Linked DNA regions of Homo sapiens: region 1 is linked to region 2. The links are chromatin loops, found by intact Hi-C in ENCODE. Cell type or tissue: GM12878. All regions are shown on one strand. Each heading gives the region's core, and the rest is flanking DNA. Links, peaks and the distances in the headings are about the cores only. Region 1 overlaps ARSB (arylsulfatase B). Region 2 overlaps ARSB (arylsulfatase B).

Region 1 (2,926 bases), core at 125-2,624, 77 kb after region 2:
GATTTACGGTCTGTATATGATAATGTTTGTCTTACTTTGACATTTCTTTTCTAGACAGTAAAGGCCTTATAATTAGATTTTCCCTGTGCCAAAACATTGCTGCAAAACCATCTCCCTGAAAAAACGTTTCTTTGCTTCTTTTAGGAGCTGGCGTCATCTTATTTTGATTTGGAATTTTTTTCATATGTCAGTCAGGAAATGAAACAAAAATTTCTCTTGAATATGAATTCTTAACAAGAAAGAAATTAACTTTTGCCGAAAAATAAAACTAGAAGGGAAAATGAGAAGAAACGTCTTTGAAATGCTGATGGTTCCATTGTCTTTTTAAATTCTAATTTATGTCAAACTTCAGTGAGCAATATAGGAAACTCCCTTTTCCACCTTGTTGCAAAAGAGCTTATTTTATTCTTGTTGCTACTCCTACCAGTTTTATGTTGAATTCTTTGAAATACCCAGGAGACTGAACTAGAACTTATGGACCGCACCCTATTTCTCATATAGTTAACCAACTAATGTCCTAACTCAGTGGATTCTGCCCCATTGCTGATAAGTGGCAACCATCGGCCAGGTGCCATCTGTGGGGGTACAAGGACAGGCGAAGCTGAACTGCCCTTCTGCTGAGGCCACATCTGCAGTTGGCGCTATGCCAGGAGAGCCTTGGAGAAGTTGCACATGTGTCCATTGACAGTGCTTTCTCTTTGGAGTGCTCTTAAAAAGAATAACTGTTGATAGAATCGCTTATTGCTAATGGCAAAACATCACAGAGAACTAATTGCAAAAACAGTCACACTTACTACATCCGTGGCCTCCCCTAATGATATGTGGAAACACCTTCCCTTTCCTACAGTAGCAAAAGTGGCCAAATTCTCTGTACAACCCGGAGAATTTTCCTATCTGAGTCATAACTGAAGAGCTGCTCCTAGAATCAGATTCCAGATCCAGCCACCCTTGTCCCCATCATCTCCACTCTTATTTCCACCACCATCTTCATCCAATACTTTCCGTTGAGCACTAACAAATATGTGCAACTGAAGGACACTACATAATACCTCAGAGAAGTGTATCTATTTAAAACAGAGACAACAGGCTTCTTCTAAAGTATTGAGCCAGCATCACTTACAGCAATCCAGACAACAGAGTGAAATAATCGTTCTGTCTCAGCCTTTCTTGATATCACGGGAAGAGTGTAGGTATTTCTTTCCAGTGTATTTTTGTATCACATGAATAGCACCTTCTTCTAAGTTTCGATACATTGGTTATGAGTGATTGCTACTCTGTGCAGTATCATGAACATGGAGGAATTTCTTCTTTCTACTGATGGTGACCTTTTGTTGTTTTGAATATACGGGTCTGCTCAGCTTCAATATGAAATGGAATGTGTATTTCAACAACTGGCCTGAGTGAATGTTTGGGCCTTGAGTTTTTGTCAAGAAGTGATGTGGGGAGGTTTGAAGAAAGATTCTTGTAAGTCTGTGATGTCAAATGATGAGATTGTCTGTCACCGACCCATGTGTTGAAGAATTGTTTCCTCACCTGATCTAACTCAAGACTCTTCTCTACTCCCTTTCGAGAAGCACAGAAAAGAACTGAGAACTGGTGTGTTAAGGGCGCCACCAAAAGTTTCCTTGGCAGTAGAGCCTTGAATTTCTTCCCCAACAGCAGCTAAGCCTTCTCTAAAAGGAATTACCATTACCTTGAAATAACTTCCTATGTACACTCATAGGAAGAGTGTACACTTTGCTGAGGTTGACCGTACTTGTGGTTTTCATCAGGAAGTGAAAGTTTATGTGGCCTACATGTGTGAGCCCACTCTATACTAGGGATAGCAGGAGTGTGGTGCTCTAGGGGCAGAGGCCTGGGGTGTCACACAGACCTTGTTGGAATCCTAGCATTGCCATCTATTCACTGTTTGGCTTTTTCAAACTTCCTTTTAAAAAACGTGACAAAATGGTTATAATACTAAACTATTTGGGTTGTTGTAAATTTTAAGAACAACAGCAGTTACTACCATGTATTGAGCACTTAGGTTGTGTCAGGTACCCTGCCAAGAAAAGATCATAAGCAATGTCACTTCATTTCCATCATAATACATGAAGTAGTGCTATGGTTTGGATGTGGTTTGTTTCCACCAAAGCTCATGTGGAAGTCTAATTGCCACTGCATCTTGGGAGGTGGGGCCCAGTAGGAAGTGTTTGGGTCATGGGGGCGGGTTCCTCATGAATAGATCAATGCTGTCTCCCAGGATCGAGTTCTCAATCTCAAGGGAATGGATTAGTCGCCATGAGAGTGGGTTGTTATAAAGTGAGGCTCTTCCTGCTCTTTGGTCCCTCTTTACCTGCACCTGCCTCTCCTTCCACTTCTCTGCCATGTTATGATGCAGCACAAAAGCCCTCACCAGCAACTGATGCCAGTGCCTAGCGCTTGGACTTATCAGTCATCAGAATTGTGAGCCAAATAAACCTGTTTTCTTTATAAATTACCTAGTCTCAGTATTCTGTTATAGCAACACAAAATGGACTAAATCAATTAGTGATTGTTATTTCCACATGAAGACGAGGAAACTGAGGTGGTATATCACCCCTGGCCACACAGCTAGTGAGTGTCTGGCCTCAGGCTTCTATTCCAGGTCTGCCAACCCCAGATTCTGTGAGAGATAATGCAAAATCAGAGTCACTCCTAGTGCAGTCAGTGCTTAACAAGTGTTCATTCTCTTTCCTCCCAGATGCATCTTGTAGCTTTGATAGATCTCTGATTTCTTAATAAATTTTTATATGTAACATTCTATACAGCAGGTGGTCTGTCATACTGCCCTCATGTGGCTCATTTGGGTAATAGTGGGTTTTTTTTTTAAAGTTTAATGCAAAATATGTGTTATTTAAAATGTGTCTCTAAAGTCACCTAAATCTGTGGATACTTTGGGAGTTTG
Region 2 (2,926 bases), core at 164-2,663:
ATAAAGCATCAGAGAAGATTTGGTTGTTCAAGAAGCATTTTCTATTTTTTTCCCCCAAAAGCATAGGCTGCCATCATCTTTAGGCTCAGTATTGAAGTTCAAATTTGTGAATCATTATTATGAAGAAAAGCTTCATGTGATTGTCACATGGTTGCTTGGTATTAGTTTTGCCAAGTATGTGAATAGTTTTATTTCTGGAATTCTCCTATCTGTATTATCTTTTAAATATTTGTAGTTCATGCCTTTGCTAATGAAGTGTATCTGTCCTATATTCTGCTAACTGATAGAAAGCAGCTCACACTTAACAGTTAAAGAACCTGAAGTGATTTCCTCAAGCTTTAATGCCCAGTAGTTATTAAAAACCTTAAATAGACCTCCAGTGTTCTGACATTCTAATCACCCATGTAAGGGCTGAAATTATTTTTATGGATACATTTCTTTCTCTGTTACACATTAATTAACAAGTACTTTGTATTTCGTTTTCCATTATATACATAGGAGAAAAGATTGCCATATAAAAGTTATTTTAAGACCAAAGTATTAATTGTATTCAAGATCTTGAATTTATTGAGTCATAGAAAAGGAGAATTTAATTTAAAATGAATTGATTTATTATATAAACTATGTAAAGCTCTTAATTTTCATTATAGGGAAAGTTCAGGACTGAAGAAAGAGCTAGGTCAATTTTATCATCCTCATTTTAAGGTTAATAAGCAGTATATGTCAGGAGATAGCTAAGAGTCTAGCAAATATTTCTTTTTAATAACTTTATCAAAGTATAATTCACATATCATACAATTCACCCAATTAAAGTGTACAATTCAATGATTTTTAATAAATTCAGAAGGTTGTGCCACTATCATGGCAATCCAATTGTAGAACATTTTTATCATCCCCAAAAAAGAAACTCATCCACCTCAGCAATCACTCCCCATTTCCCCCTAGTCCCTCCAGCCCTAGGCAGCCACTAATCTATTTTCTGTCTCTATAGATTTACATGTTGTGGGCATTTAATACAAGTGGAATCATACGTAGCACAGCTTATTTTAATACTTTAAAATATAGAAATATAATATTTTAAAATATAGAAAAGATGGAACATTTGCAGAAACAACTATATTTGAGAAAACCCATTTTCTTCCATGTGAAGTCTAAATTATGGGATAGGCCGTTGATGCCATTTAAATCTGGGGTGAAATTGAGATCATTTTAGGTAGAAAAGTCTTATTTCAGTGCTCACTTTAGTTTGATCTGTTGGCTCTGTTATGTCTAGAGATCCTCTATTAGGAAAGGTTTGTATCTTTCACCAGTGGGTGTCAGCATCTGACTAAAGATGACTCTTCCTAGAACCACTTCTGTAAATAACCTTGAAGCCAGTCTCGCAACATCAGTAACAACAAACATTGTTTGAATCCTGCACTCATTTATGTGATCACCTTAGAGTAAAAACCTGTAACAAGTCACATTAACTGTACATTATTTTTACCATTATATAGCTTTGAAGGATTGAGATTTTATCACCCTTACTGAGTTTCAACTCTGATAAAAAAAAAAACTGTTAGTGTTACATGATAGCGCCTATATTCTAAAGGCGAATGAGGAATAGATTTGAGTTTTTATGCAGTAATGTTTTAATGCCTTCTGCCACCAGATATAGACATGTTGAGAAATGGTGCTGATTAGCCTTGTCATTTGATTAGCCTCGTCACGGGTAATCAATTGCATTAGGCAATTAAATGCTGAAACATTAGTTTGTTTAACAAGTTTTATGCTATGCTGACTATTTTCGTCTTCCATTCTTGCAGGATATCTCCTGGGTAGTGAAGATTATTATTCCCATGAACGCTGTACATTAATTGACGCTCTGAATGTCACACGATGTGCTCTTGATTTTCGAGATGGCGAAGAAGTTGCAACAGGATATAAAAATATGTATTCAACAAACATATTCACCAAAAGGGCTATAGCCCTCATAACTAACCATCCACCAGAGAAGGTAAGTTTTGCTTCTATTTACTGATAGCAAAATCTTGTTACACTAATGTCTTTTCAGACAAATGTAGGAAAAGGCCATTGTTGTTTAGGGAAAAATCTAATAAATTCTAGGGAAGTCCTTTTCAAATTATACAGTATCCCAGAATCAGCCTGGGAAGCTTGTTAAAAAGGAAGATTCCTGGAGCCCACCTCTAGGGTGTGATTTATTAGGCGTGGGAGAAATCCGTACATCAGCATTTTAGAGAAACTCTTAAAAGGTGATTCTTAAGAGTGGTCCCCAGATCACACTTTGAGGAATACTATGTTGGTAGTATTTCAATAGAAATATAGTTTAAAAATTTTGGTATATTACGTGCATGTGCTGTGAGTAATTAATAAAATGACTTAAAAAATGATTGGCTTAGGTGTAAGGTGAGGCTTTATTATGACAAACTTTTGGTTAAGGGATCCATAAATTTTGGGATCAGGGCAGTTCCTCTAACCTTGTACTTCCTCCCTACAAGAATATTTTGCTATTCTAGATCTTTTGCATTTCCATGTTAATTTTAGAATCATCTAGTCAATTTCTATATGCCAGCTCCCCCCTGCCCAAAGTGTCTGCTTGGATTTATATTTGAAACTATAGAACAACTTGGGGAGAATGGATGTCTTAACAATATTGGGTCTTCTAATCCATATACCTGGTATACCAATGAGCTTATTTTTCACATTTACTATACTGATGCTTTTGTGTAACACATGAATAATCTTATTATTATGATTATTTTGTTAACCTAGAGTTAACTTCATGAGGTAAAGTTTAAGCTAAGTTCTCTGGATTTAGCTTATAAATGCTTTTGAAATGGGAACAAATATTTGTATTGTCAGACACTGGGCTCAAAATATGGCTTCATTAAGAACACCCATAAAAATAATACTTCAGTGGGACCCT

Evidence for each region. Peaks named below come from ENCODE experiments on the same cell type or tissue, not always from the same donor. Only the 100,000 strongest peaks of a DNase experiment are listed, where the experiment ranks them.
Region 1: a loop joins it to region 2, with 8 times the contacts of the local background. A loop is called at or near these places in 18 of 110 quality-filtered maps.

Annotation. Positions count from the first base shown.
Region 1 is chr5:78,886,692-78,889,617 of GRCh38, reverse strand. The region is part of intron 4 of ARSB (arylsulfatase B); the gene reads left to right. Among named protein-coding and RNA genes, the nearest start is that of ARSB, 97 kb to the left of the region's middle. RefSeq lists an enhancer at 2,008-2,057. In GM12878, for the core only: a CTCF peak has its summit at 1,609; a DNase peak (open chromatin) is centred at 1,737; H3K27ac peaks cover 959 bases.
Region 2 is chr5:78,963,486-78,966,411 of GRCh38, reverse strand. It overlaps ARSB (arylsulfatase B), which reads left to right. Exons shown (of 8, transcript NM_000046.5): 3 at 1,806-1,996. Among named protein-coding and RNA genes, the nearest start is that of ARSB, 20 kb to the left of the region's middle. In GM12878, for the core only: a CTCF peak has its summit at 1,322 (motif pointing right); no DNase peak of the experiment used is centred there.